Regions from separate parts of the Mus musculus genome. Here region 1 is linked to region 2. A link is a contact called in ENCODE Hi-C or POLR2A ChIA-PET data. All regions are on one chromosome and are shown on one strand. Each heading gives the region's core, a stretch centred on a gene start or an enhancer-like site at or near the end of the contact. The rest is flanking DNA. Distances are from core to core; before and after follow the strand shown.

Region 1 (5,962 bases), core at 274-2,773, 440 kb after region 2:
CCTGGAGCAGTCAGCTTCCGGAAGGCTGAACCACACAGGTCCGGGTGCACTTCCGGAAAGGTGGACTACACAGATCTTGGTGGGTCTGTCTTAAAAGCCTGAATGAATTAGGTGTCCTAATTCTGTGAACAACAAACTTCTGTTGAAGTGGCTGGCTAAACAGTATCTCTCTGTCTCTTTGTCTCCGTGTCTCTCTCTCTCTCTCTCTCTCTCTCTCCCTCTCTCTCTCTGCGATCCACCCCCAACAATTAAACTTTTTTTTTCTGCCACAAACATCATTTTTCTGGTCTCTTCTCTTCCTGTTCTCGTCTTCCATCACCATCGAACTGCCTCATGCCTGGTCCCAGCACACAGTGTCCTCAGCATGAGTCAACACACAAAAGGCTCTCTGTGGGGATAGAGTCTCTGTGGGAAGGGACATGTAGCCCTTGTCCCTGTTGCCCCCCCTTGTAACTGCAAGACCAAGGTACACTGTTTGCTTAGACCCAAATTCTCCAGGGGTTGGTAGCAAATTCCTGCTCTAGTCCACAAAAGCACAGTTTCCCTTATCCACAAAGCAGACTGGCTAGGCTAGCCACTGCGCGAGTGCGGAGACCCTGCTCTCCCACTAAACAGAGCAGTCATTTCCTCCCGGCGGTGTGCAGCCTGCACTATCCCCAGCTCTCAACCCAGGTATCTGGAAGATGCACCCCAGAAAGAATAAACAGGCATTCTTGGTAAGCAACTGTTCACTAAGCATGGAAGGAAGGTAGCATGAGTTGAGGAACTTCGCTCCTGGGCAGACAGAGTCTCCATTTATCCAGGCCGAGGTGGATGTGAAGTCATCCTAGTGGAGATATCTTGTAATATTTAGAATTCATTATGTAATCTAAACTGCATATTTCTGCAGAACTTTACCCTGGTGATCAAATCTGCCATGGGCAATTTTTCTTAAAGACAAAACAAAACGAAACAAAAATGCTTTAAATGTTTACAACCAACTTTAGAGACAGGAATAGTTTCCTGGTGAACATGCCTAACGGCTGTCTGTGCTCTCCATTTTTATGTGCTCACGGCCCTGCCTGAGACTCCTGGGGCTCCCGGCACTGAGATATGAACTGTCACCATAAATGATAGAGTCACTGGGCTCAGAGGCCCACAACATCCCAGAGAGAACATCCTCAAATTCTACCCATCTCGGGGAAGGAGTGGGCAAGCCACTCTGAGCAACTGTCTGCTGGGCACCCAGAACTACCAACAAAATGCAGGCATGAAACCTAAACACTGAAGCAATCTCTCTCTCTCTCTCTCTCTCTCTCTCTCTCTCTCTCTCTCTCTCTCACACACACACACACACACACACACACGTGTGCACACACATACACCCGTGCACACACACAGCTCCAGTGTTCTTACTTTGCTGACAGGCAGAGAGAAGAGAGACTGCAGCCAGCAGGCTTGAATCCCCGGCCATCTTTCTTTCACTCTCTGATCTCTTTCACAGAACTGTTTGTAGGAAGTCAGATGAAGAGCATAGGTGCTTTAGGACCCTGAGGGGCTGGTCTTCTCCTTTATAAAGGCAACAGAGTTGAGTCAACAGGATTGGGAAAGAAAAAAAAAGCAGGATTCAAGGTTGAGTAACAACCTTTGCACTGGAAGAGAAAACCACAGAAGCAGGCAAGGCTGGGCTGCTGGCACAGAACCATATCTGTTTCTTTCTGAACACACCCCAGACACACACCCTACACAGACACACACCCTACACAGACACACACCTTACACACACTTCCTACACAGACTCACACCCTACACAGACACACACCCTACACAGACATACAGATACACAAACACACCAGCTCGCCCTGCGGTGAGCCTTCCAGCCTCAGAGCCTGGGCTACTCTATTTTCTCTGCCTCTTCACCAGCTCTTTGGCCCTTCACTCTGCCCAAAACCTTTCTGAGATCTCTCTAATTCCTAGTGTGAAGTTCTTATGCTAATTTCATATCTATGCTAAGATGACTTGATTCACCTAGTAAATTGAAGATCTAGGATTAAGTGTTCTTGTGTACACACACACACACACACACACACACACACACACACACAAAGACTCCAGATTGACCCTCTTGAGCTGCCTACTGAGTTACTGTCTTTTTTTTTTTTTACCAAATACACACACACACCCCGATCTCTCCCAATTCCTCAACTCCAGCTCCTAAGAGACAAATTAAAAATAAATAAAAGCCTGAAGCCTACGCACCTGCTCTGCCTTATTAGTCATTTTTTGACGCTCTCTTTCACTGGGGACGTGGGGCCTCTGGTCCTCGAGCATCTGTAGTTCCTGCTCTAGGGTCCTGAGGTGTTTAACCACATCTACAGGGTGGAGCAAAGTTCAATGCAAAGGGTCTGAGAGACACCATCTGCCCTGGGGGGCTGGGCCCGAGCCTGGTGATGATGCATAGCTGTCTGGGTGGAGAAGATCATGTTTGCCCAGGAGGCCATGCCTGTCCATGCTAGATTCCTCAGGTGGCTTAAAGATGCCCTTGACCTTGTACCAACAGGGTACTAAGGCTCCCCAGTGTCAATCTTGTCATGCCCCTGTCCCCAACTCACCAGAAACCTTTTGCATCTCTTTTGAGGCAGATTAATCCTGCCATAAATAGGTACTACCTCTAGAAAGGTAGAAGATCACAGCTGGTTGTCTCCTCAGGGCTTCACTCAGGGACATTACTGACCTTCTGCAGAGACAAAATTTGTATGTGATCCTACCATGAGAATATTGCTGTGGAAGCAACAAAAGCCTACAAAACTAGGCTTTGTTTTATTTTTTAAATATATATTGTTGTATGTATATTATCTGAACCAACAGATATAACAGTGAGGCACTGAGTGGAAGGACCAGGGATAAGAAAGACCAAAGCTGGGCCAGGGAGGTCTGTACCGGCTGGTCACTTATGCCAAGCCAGTTTATTAAGAATCATGGCATGATAAAAGCCTGTCTTCAGGGAGAGTAATGGCCAAGGCCAGCAGAGAGCTAAGTCAGACAATGTCAGCAAAGAGAACACAGACTACCTCAGACACGGTTGTTTTAGGACTGCTAACCATAGCCCAGAGTGGAGTCAGGTCCCAGAAGCCACCACCTTGACTCCTTCAGAGCACTGGCTCCGGGATGAGGCAGGCTTTGCCATTCTGAACAAGGACACAGAACTAATGTTCCTTTCGTCCTTTTCATCCGGACCTTGAAGTCTTGGATTAGTCTACTTTGTGTGTGTGTGTATTTGCACACATGCATGTGTGTGGTATGTGTACACATATATGTGTGTACAGGTATGTGTGTGTACAGGTATATGTGTGTACAGGTATGTGTGGACAAGTGTGTGTACAGGCATGTATGTATATACATATGTGTATATGTATGTGCATATATGTGTGTGTGCAGGTATGTGTGTGTACATGTATGTGAATATATACAGGTATGGGTGTGGTGTGTATACATGTATATGTATGTACAAGTATGTGTGTGTGCAGGTATGTGTGTATATAAGTATGTATGTGTATACAGGTGTGTGTATAGGTATATGTGTGTTTTGGTTATATATTACAGGTATGTGTGTGTACAGGTGTGTGTGCAGGTATGTGTGTGTTCAGGTGTATGTGTGTACAGGTATGCATATGTGTACATGTATGTGTGTATAGGTATGTATGTATACAGGTATGTGTGTGTTCAGTTGTACATATACATGTCTGTATACATATTGTGTACAGGCATGTATATGTACAGGTATGTGTGTGTGCAGGTATGTGTGCATGAATGTGTACAGCTATGTGTATGTAGAGGTATGTGTGTGGACAGGCATGTGTATGGACCAGTATGTGTGGGCCACACCCCACATGTGGAGATCACAGCTGGTTGTCTCCTCCCACCGTAGAGTACGGGAAGTGAGCTTGGGTCTTCAGGCTTGAACTAGAAGCACCTTTCCCTACTGAGTCCCAGAGGTTTGCTGTAACATCCCCTGCACTGAAGAAAAGACATTTCTCCGAAAGACACATCAACTCTTATAATGTCCCTCTTTTCTCTTTACCTTCCTCAGCACTAGGGATTAAATCCAGGGCCTTCGACATGCCAGCCACACACTACAGAACAGCAACTAGGGCCTGTGATAGCCACACACCACTGAGAGGCACTGAGAAATCCACCACTGGACTTCTCCTCGTAGCTATCTAAGAAGAAGGATCTAAGATAACTAGATCGTATCTAAGATCTAAGCAACATGTTCACAGGAGTAGGTAAGTATACTTAGAGTGTGTCATCTGAGACACTGCTAAGGGCTCTGTAAGAACTCGGCACATTTCGGTACTGACTGCTTACCAAAGCCACTCTCAGTGAGGCAGGTCAGGGGTTGGTAATGGAAAAATGCTTCTGAACTATGAGGAGGAATTGTTTTTATAAGGTGAAAACATTAACTATAACTATTCTGAAGGCTCTAGACTCAGCACGGGGAATGGAGCTCCATAGAGTAGCACTGCTCAGCACAGACTGAGCCCTGGAATTGCCCCCCATCACTATAAAAGGGGGTTCTGCCTAGGCAGTGTAGTAGAAGAAGTCTCAAAACAAATGTGGTTATTTCTGCACAATTCTGCTAACTGATGTCAAGAAATGATATCTACAATGAAATAAATGTTTTCTCTCAAACATTCTCTATTGCACAACCCCCAGTTGTTCTCTGTCCCACCCTCTCCCTCTCCTCCCTGTCCTTCAAAAATAATAACAGCTTCCAAATGATGACAGCTTGTCCATCATCCTGGAGGGTGCAAGGCACTGTGGCAGAACTCTCCCAGCTGCCAGCATGCTGTGTGGCGGAGGAAGAACAAGACAGAAAATACATCTCCTTCCCGGAGTTGCCCAGAAGTAATTGAGGAAACAGTTCTCTTGATGACCCAAATGGTCTTGATGGAAAAGTGGATCATGGATACTCTCCACACGCCTCAAGTTTACTGCATGATCCTGAGGATGCTCTGGCCAGCTGAAAAACCCCATAGGGGACTAGGCAAGTTTTAAGGAAACACTCATATTAGTGAACAAGGGATTGTATCCATTTCTCATGTACTGCAAAGATCTGGGAAACAGCAACAACAGGGTACAATGTGATGCAATAGGATAGATTGTGTTACAATAGGATGCATTGTTATATAATACGGCACATTGTGATACACTAGGGTACAATGTGATGCAGCAGGATACAATGTGATACAATAAGATACAGTGTGATACAATAGGATGCAATGTGACACAATAGGGTAGAAGATACCATTGCTTGTATAAGTGTTTTCCAAGGGCCAATGTGTTGAAGGTTTGGCCCCTAAAACATTGGAGGTACTGGGCAAATCTTTAACGAGTGGAGTCTAATCTGGAGTTTGTGGCACATGCCTTTACGCCCAGCACTCAGGAGGCAGAGGCAGGCAGATCTCTGAGTTTGAGGCCAGCCTGGTCTACAGAGTGAGTTCTAGAATAACCAGGGCTACACAGAGAAACCCTGTCTAGAGGGTGGGGGGAGAGAAGCATATTGGGAAGAAGTTAGGCCACTGTGAGAGTATCCTTACAAGAGAGATTGAGGCCTTGCCTCCTCCCCTCCCACCCCCCTCCCCCGTTTCCCAGCCACAATGAGACCAACAGGCCTTCCATGTAACATCCTCCTGCTATGAGGCACTGTGCTACCACAGGCCCAAAGCAACAGACCATGAGCCAAAATCCCCTCTTTTCCTTTTAACTGATTTTCTCCTGTGTTCTGTTTCAGTAACAAAAAGCTAAACAACATGGTCTGTCTTTCTTGCCTTTCAGAAATGGAGGCGCTTTGCGCTATCAATCCTATGTGAGGAAAAGCCAACTGAAGAGGACAAAAGCATTTTACCATTTCGAGGAGTCATGTGCCCAAGGCACAGGGCAGATGGCTTCTAGTCATGTTAGAACAAGCCTTGGCAGAAAC
Region 2 (6,288 bases), core at 2,144-4,643:
CCATTGCACCCTCTTTGAAGAGGTGAGTAATTGTGTATGTGTGTGTGTGTGTGTGTGTGTGTGTGTGTGTGTAAGAGAGAGAGAGAGGAAGAGAGAGAGAGAGAGAGAGAGAGAGAGAGAGAGAGAGAGAGAGAGAGAGAGAGGTCTGTTCCTCTTTTGAATGTGGCCCACATTATGCCCTAAAATCAGGCCCCACTTGCTAAAGTCATGCAAGAACAGTTCTACTTGTCTTTGGGGAGCTCCTGGGTACAGTCCCAAAGTAAACTCCTCTACAAACTGGTCTCCCAAACAGAGGGATGCAAATTTCCATGTACTTTCAGTTTCCTCTTAAGATAGATGAGAAAATTAACTTATGGGAACTCATAATGCTGCAATTATTATTGTTGTTCTCTCAACATGGGAAATTCTCCATGAAAAAAAAAATTAAAGTCTGAGTTTCAAGAAGAAATAGAATGAATAGCCATGTCTCGAAGCCAGAGACCCTGCAGTTCAGTCCCTCCAACTTCCTGCCTGGGTAAATGAAGGTGCAGTCTTGACTTGGTTATGTAGGTGTGAGGATTAGAGCATGCTTGCTATCACAGCCTTCTCTCTGCAGGGAAGCTGTGGGTATAGACTTCCTTGTGAGACTGTCAGAAAGGCGACTTGCTCATCTCTTTTTAAACATACATACATACATACACACACACACATATCAATCAAATGGTTACTTCTGTATGTAACTTTCTTGGTTTAGTTTTCTTTTTAAAAGGATTTATTTCTTGCTATTTCGCCTGCATGTATGTGCGCTGCATGTGTGCCTGGCGACTGTGAGGCCAGAGGAGGCTGCCAGATCCTCGGGAGCTGGGATTCTAGGCTGTTGTAAACTACCATGCGGATCCTGGGAACCAAGGTACTCTGCTGGTGTTTTGAGCCAGCTCTTCTGCCCCTCAGATTAGTTTTCTGGCTGTCACTGAGGAGCACTAATGATTCGGGAGTTTGTACATCGATTAGATGGATTTCAAAAAAGGAAGGCAACTTTAACAAGAGACCCTCTCCTATTAGGTTTTCCCTCTTATAGCCTTTCACCAAGATAAATAATTTGTTCCCCCTTTTCAAAGCCAAATAATTCAGTGGGTATTAAAGATACAGCTCACCATATAGACCCAATTAAATGAAGAGAACTATAGCTACAGATATCTGATACTATGAGGTTAGAAACAGCATCGCTACTAAACAGTAAAGCCAAGAAATGAAGAGGCTTCTTCATGACTAATGCATAAGTGCTCCTTAAGCAGGAAGGTAAATTACTCAAAACAGCTTCAGGAAGTCCCTGAAACTGACCAGATTCACTAGGCTCCTCTCAGCCAGAGTAAATGATAGAAGCTAAGAGTTGCTCTCAGACTTGGGAAAGAAACTGTTAAAAAAAAAAAAAAAAAAAAAACCCAACTCACAAAAACAAAAACACTCAGACAAGCCAAGCTGCAAAGAAGACTGGGATCAGATCAGCTACTCAGAAGCTGCAGAAACCAGCCAAGCTACCTGGAAGAGGTTTAGGTCAACTGAGGCACCTCCAGGAAAGGACCCAGTCCAGCCTGTTGAGTTGCCTGTAGGCTGTGCAGTGTGCTCCGGGTTTCCAGCTCTTGTGAGCTGTCCCCAGGCTGTGGTGGGCTGTGGTGAGGCAGCTGTCTTTGAGTAATTTCTGCTCCAGTAAGGAACCCCTCACCCATATTCCTGTAAGTAACACCAATGAAACTCATTGGTTCTTTAAGTTGGACCTTTGATGGCATCTGTTCTCTGGTCTGTGGTGGGTTCTCTGTCTGGAATGAGTAGGTGTGTGTATCGCACCTCCCCGGGAAAAGTTTTGTCATACAAAAAACAAGGCCCAGCCTTCTTTTATTCCTGGGTACTTTAGAAAACAGGGCTGTGTTTTTACCCCCTCCCCCCCCCAAATCCATTCAAAAAGCCGTTTCATGAACACCCCACCATCGAGGTCTGTAGCCCAGGGACCCCAGAAGTGCTAGCAATTTCTGCCTTTTCATTTTTGCAGACGTCTCTGGGCAATGGTGTAAGACTGAGCCAAGGGTGTTTGAACTTTCTTGTCAGATGTTCTACTCAGTGTCTGGGTAGATAATGTGTGATAATAATTAACAAAACCTGAGATTACTTCTCTGCAGCTACTCCATTTCAATCGTGCTATTGTGAATGTGAATCCATTGAAATAAAAAAATATATCTAGTGGTAAGCTAAGCCTGCCCCCCACACACTTTTTGGCTTGTTTTTGTTTTGGTCACAACAAACTGTGAAATGCTGTGTTTTTTTTTTCTTTCTTTCTTTCTATAGTTCTAAAGCATGAAATCTGCAATCTTTCCACTTGATTTAGGCAGGACCCTTAATTGCTGCCGTCATTAGCACCTAGTGTTCAAAACAGTCTGTTTAAATGTACTGTTAGTCTCACCTCCAAGTCCCTGCTTGCTTGGTTTTATTTTTTTTCAAGGATAAATAAAACAATAATCGTCATAATAACCACAGTCGTTATGTACAGAGAAATAAATAATATCCCAAGGTTTTGTTTTGTTTTGACTGCTTAGTTCTGTTCATTGAGGAATGGGTACTTTGATGAAATTTCCAGGAGGTAAAGGTGACTGACTGCCCCAGATCTTGACAACCTTGGTTCAAACTCAAGTACCCACCTTAGAGGACTCCACAAAGCTGTCTTCTGACTTCTAAGCGTGCGTGGGGTGTGGCACTAGGCACTTCTTCCCAATAAACAAATAAACGTAAGGAAAAAAAATTATTTGAGTTAAAGAGGGTCCTAGAGTTTGAGCAAGAGTTCACTAGCAGGGTCTTCTCTGGGCCTTGAAAACAAGCCACTCGTTTGCCTATTTCATTTCACATGGGTGGGGATGACAGCTGCTGGGAAGCTGCACTGTTTCTGCCTGGTCATGCACATTTCTGCAATATAATGCATAAATGTATAACAACAACTTGGGCTCGCTGGATACCTCGCTGGGCAGAAGGAAACACAGCCAGCCTGGCGCGTCCCCGCGCACTCGCGCGCGCGCACACACACATACACGCGCGCCGCGCGCTCACTTACACACACACACACACACACACACACACACACACACACACACACACACACACACACACACGGGTCAAAAGGTGATCCACTCCTAAGATTCCCCCCAATCTTTGTTTTCCCCCCTCTTCCTGGCAGGTCGGGGCTTCCCAGCCTGGGGAGCAGCTGGATTGGGGAAGGGGAGGGGGTGGGGGGGCAAGGGAGGCGGGAGTCAGGTCGGTGCGCGCCGCGCCCGCTCCCGCCAGGGGAGAGTCCGGGCCGGGTTTTGCACCGGGTCCCCGGGCTTGTCTCACGGCCTCCAGCCGCCGCCGCTGCCGTGTTTACTGAGCTCGCGCGTCCTGATATCACTCCGCTGGCATGGAGGAGGAGGAGGAGGTGGAGGAGCGCGAGGAGGAGGAGGAGGCGGCGGCGGCGGCGAGCAGTTGATCATTGTGATGGTGGCGGAGGCGGCGGCGGCAGCGGCAGCCTGGCCGAGCATTAGTGGCTGCTCTCCGCGCGGCGTTTCGCAAAGGACTCCAGCGATCTACTTTTGCAGTCGCCTCGGACTGTCCATGTGTTTACTTGCCCAGCCCGAGGACTCGATGTCTAGGCTCCTGTGAAATGCAACTGAGCAGCCAAAGTACTTTGAGAACACGGGGCGGCATAAACACCAAAACTTTTTTGTGGAAGGAAAATGCAATAAGCAAGCTCGCCGTTTTCCGATGCGGCGTGGAGTGAGTGTGTGTCGCGCGTGTCCGCACTGGAGGCACACGCTCGTGTGTGTACATGGGGTGTGTTTTTCGGTACGTAGGGAGAAAATGCTTGCCAACCACCGGAAACCTCCTGGAATTTATTAGAAAATAATGGATTATTAAAAGGAGGCAGGCGAGGAGCGGATCTCCCCTTGAGTTGCAAGCCGATCTGCTGCCGGCTCAGTTTGTTGGGATTCTATTTGTTGATAGGTGTCTGATGGTATTCTGATAACACCCCCTTTTTTTCTCCCCTCGATCTTTACAGTTTTTTTAAGGAAAAAAAACACCCCAAAATCTCTTCCCCCTTTTTTCACCCCGTGGGGATCGCTGTTTTTTCATCCATGTGCTTGCGTCTCCCCCGCGTTCCACTTAAACTATTTTAATCCTTGGACCCAAGGAGAAGGCTGATAGGGGGTGGATTAAAAAAAAAAGTTCTTCCAAAATAGTGTGCCCCGGGAGCAGGATGGGGGATTTCGCAGCCCCCGCTGCCGCCGCGAATGGTAGTAGTATCTGCATCAACAGCAGCCTGAGCAGCAGCCTCGGCGGGGCCGGGATCGGCGTGAATACTCCCAATAGCACTCCGGTTGCTCCGAGTGGCAATCACCCCGCTGCCGGCGGCTGCGGCGGCTCCGGGGGCCCCGGCGGCAGCTCGGCGGCCGTCCCCAAGCACAGCACGGTAGTCGAGCGGCTCCGCCAGCGCATCGAGGGCTGCCGGCGGCACCACGTCAACTGCGAGAACAGGTATCAGCAGGCTCAGGTGGAGCAGCTGGAGCTGGAGCGCCGGGACACCGTGAGCCTCTATCAGAGGACCCTGGAGCAGAGAGCCAAGAAATCGGGCGCCGGCAGCGGCAAGCAGCAGCACCCGAGTAAAACCCAGCAAGATGCGGAGGCTGCCTCAGCCGAGCAGAGGAACCATACGCTGATCATGGTGAGGGCTCACTGGGGTGCGCGTTGGGGTCGGGGGCGTGGAGTTCCTGGCTTGGGGGCTGTGAGGGTCTGATTTGCACCGAGGGATGAGGTGGGATGGAGACGAAGGGTTAACGTCAACTTTTCTCAGGGTAAACGCTTTCGCCGCCGCCGCTACCTGTTAATCTGTCAGGGTTGTCAGATTTGGGGAGGAAGGGATGAGAGGGAGAGAAGCCAGTCACGACTCCAAGGGGAGGAGGGAGCTTTAGTGCCAGAGTGAGGTGCAGGAAAAGTTTCCCCCTCCTTGTCTTAGAAATCGATGCGAACCAGAGTGAACCCAGGAGTAGAAACCACGCTGCTCCTCTCCGCGCCCCGCCTTCACCTTTCTCTGTACCACCGCGCCTCCCCAGATAGGTCCCCTTTCGCCCACCCCTCTCATCACATCCGCCGGGTGCAGGGAGAAATTGATGCTGTCGCACATTCTGAGTGGGCGCCAGGCCCTGAACCCTTAGGAGGGGAAGGAAGAGTCCCTGACTTCCTCTCCTTTGGGCTTGGGAAAGTCTGAGAGTTTTGTGAATGAACTTTGAAGTGGGTGAGAAGCGAGTGAGGGTGGCTGCGCGCGCGTACTCGTGGGGGCGCGCGCGGATGCCGGGCGCGCGAGCGCTGCGCTCGTCGCTCTAGACCCGCGGCTGTGGCAGGGCAGGTGGGGCAGCTGCGAGGGGGTCGAGAAGGAGGCGGGGGCGCAGGGGAGCCAGAGCTGTGCTCTGACCCTGCCTTAAGGCTTAGGCTTGCTCCCTATCCTCTTCTCCAACTTGCCCCCACCTCGCACTTCACCAACTTTCCGGCGACGGGTAACGAGCCCGGAGGAGTGGAGGAAAGCAGGGAGGAGAAAGGCTTAAATGGCCGGGTGGGTGGGTTCGCGGGAGGATGCGCAGCCAATGGCTTAAGTGCTAGGAGGAGGAAGGGGCCGATCCCACCCCTAACCCCGAGGGTGGAATCCTTTCTCTTATCTCCTCTCTAGGGTTCTCTAGCTTTCTTCTCTGGGAGAGGAGGAGGGGGGAGGCCGGAAGCTTGGGAAAGGTGTGTGCACTCCCTCCCCCACCGTGTCGCTAGGTTCGGGGCCCCGGTAATAGCTTTCTCCACGGAGCGCGCTCGCTCTCCCCACCGTGCCTTCACCGGCTGCACGGAACCCGGTGCCGGCCGCCCTCTCCCGAGTGCTTTCTGTTGCGACGCGCACGTTCCGGATCTCGGAGCGCCAGGGGTGGTGCCAGTGTCGCCGGGCGCTCGGGAGGGCGGGCGGTGACAAAGAGCCGGTGTGGGGGAGGGGAAGGCCTCAGAGCTGGCTCGCTCCCGCCCCCCACCCCGCACGTGAAGAGGAACAATTTGTTTATCTTGGGCTTCAAGAATCCTTCCCTCCTCTCTGCTCTCCTTGGCCCCTCCTCCCTGCCCTCCCTCTTCAGTGCGCTCCCGCCCAGTCCCGCCGGCAGCGCCCTCCTCCTCCCCTCTCTCCCTCGCGTGCTTCCCTCTCCACCCCCCACCCCCCCCCCCCGGGCCCTCCTTCCCCTCCCTTTTGGAACGCGGCCGTGGGGG

The links. A loop is a pair of places that touch in the nucleus more often than their neighbours do. ChIA-PET counts read pairs that join two places held with the same protein, here RNA polymerase II (POLR2A).
Region 1: a map of v-Abl transformed pro-B cells shows a loop between it and region 2 (2.2-fold over the local background). The contact joins the promoter of Mgst2 here to the promoter of Maml3 in region 2. A Hi-C loop is called at or near these places in 2 of 37 maps with a recorded cell type or tissue (both v-Abl transformed pro-B cells). POLR2A ChIA-PET finds 5 or more read pairs at or near these places in 1 of 5 experiments (Patski).

Annotation. Positions count from the first base shown.
Region 1 is chr3:51,656,740-51,662,701 of GRCm38, reverse strand. Mgst2 (microsomal glutathione S-transferase 2) reads right to left here and starts at 1,523. Exons shown (of 5, transcript NM_174995.3): 1 at 1,396-1,523. The coding sequence starts at 1,453.
Region 2 is chr3:52,102,111-52,108,398 of GRCm38, reverse strand. It overlaps Maml3 (mastermind like transcriptional coactivator 3), which reads left to right and starts at 3,393. Exons shown (of 5, transcript NM_001004176.2): 1 at 3,393-4,720. The coding sequence starts at 4,256.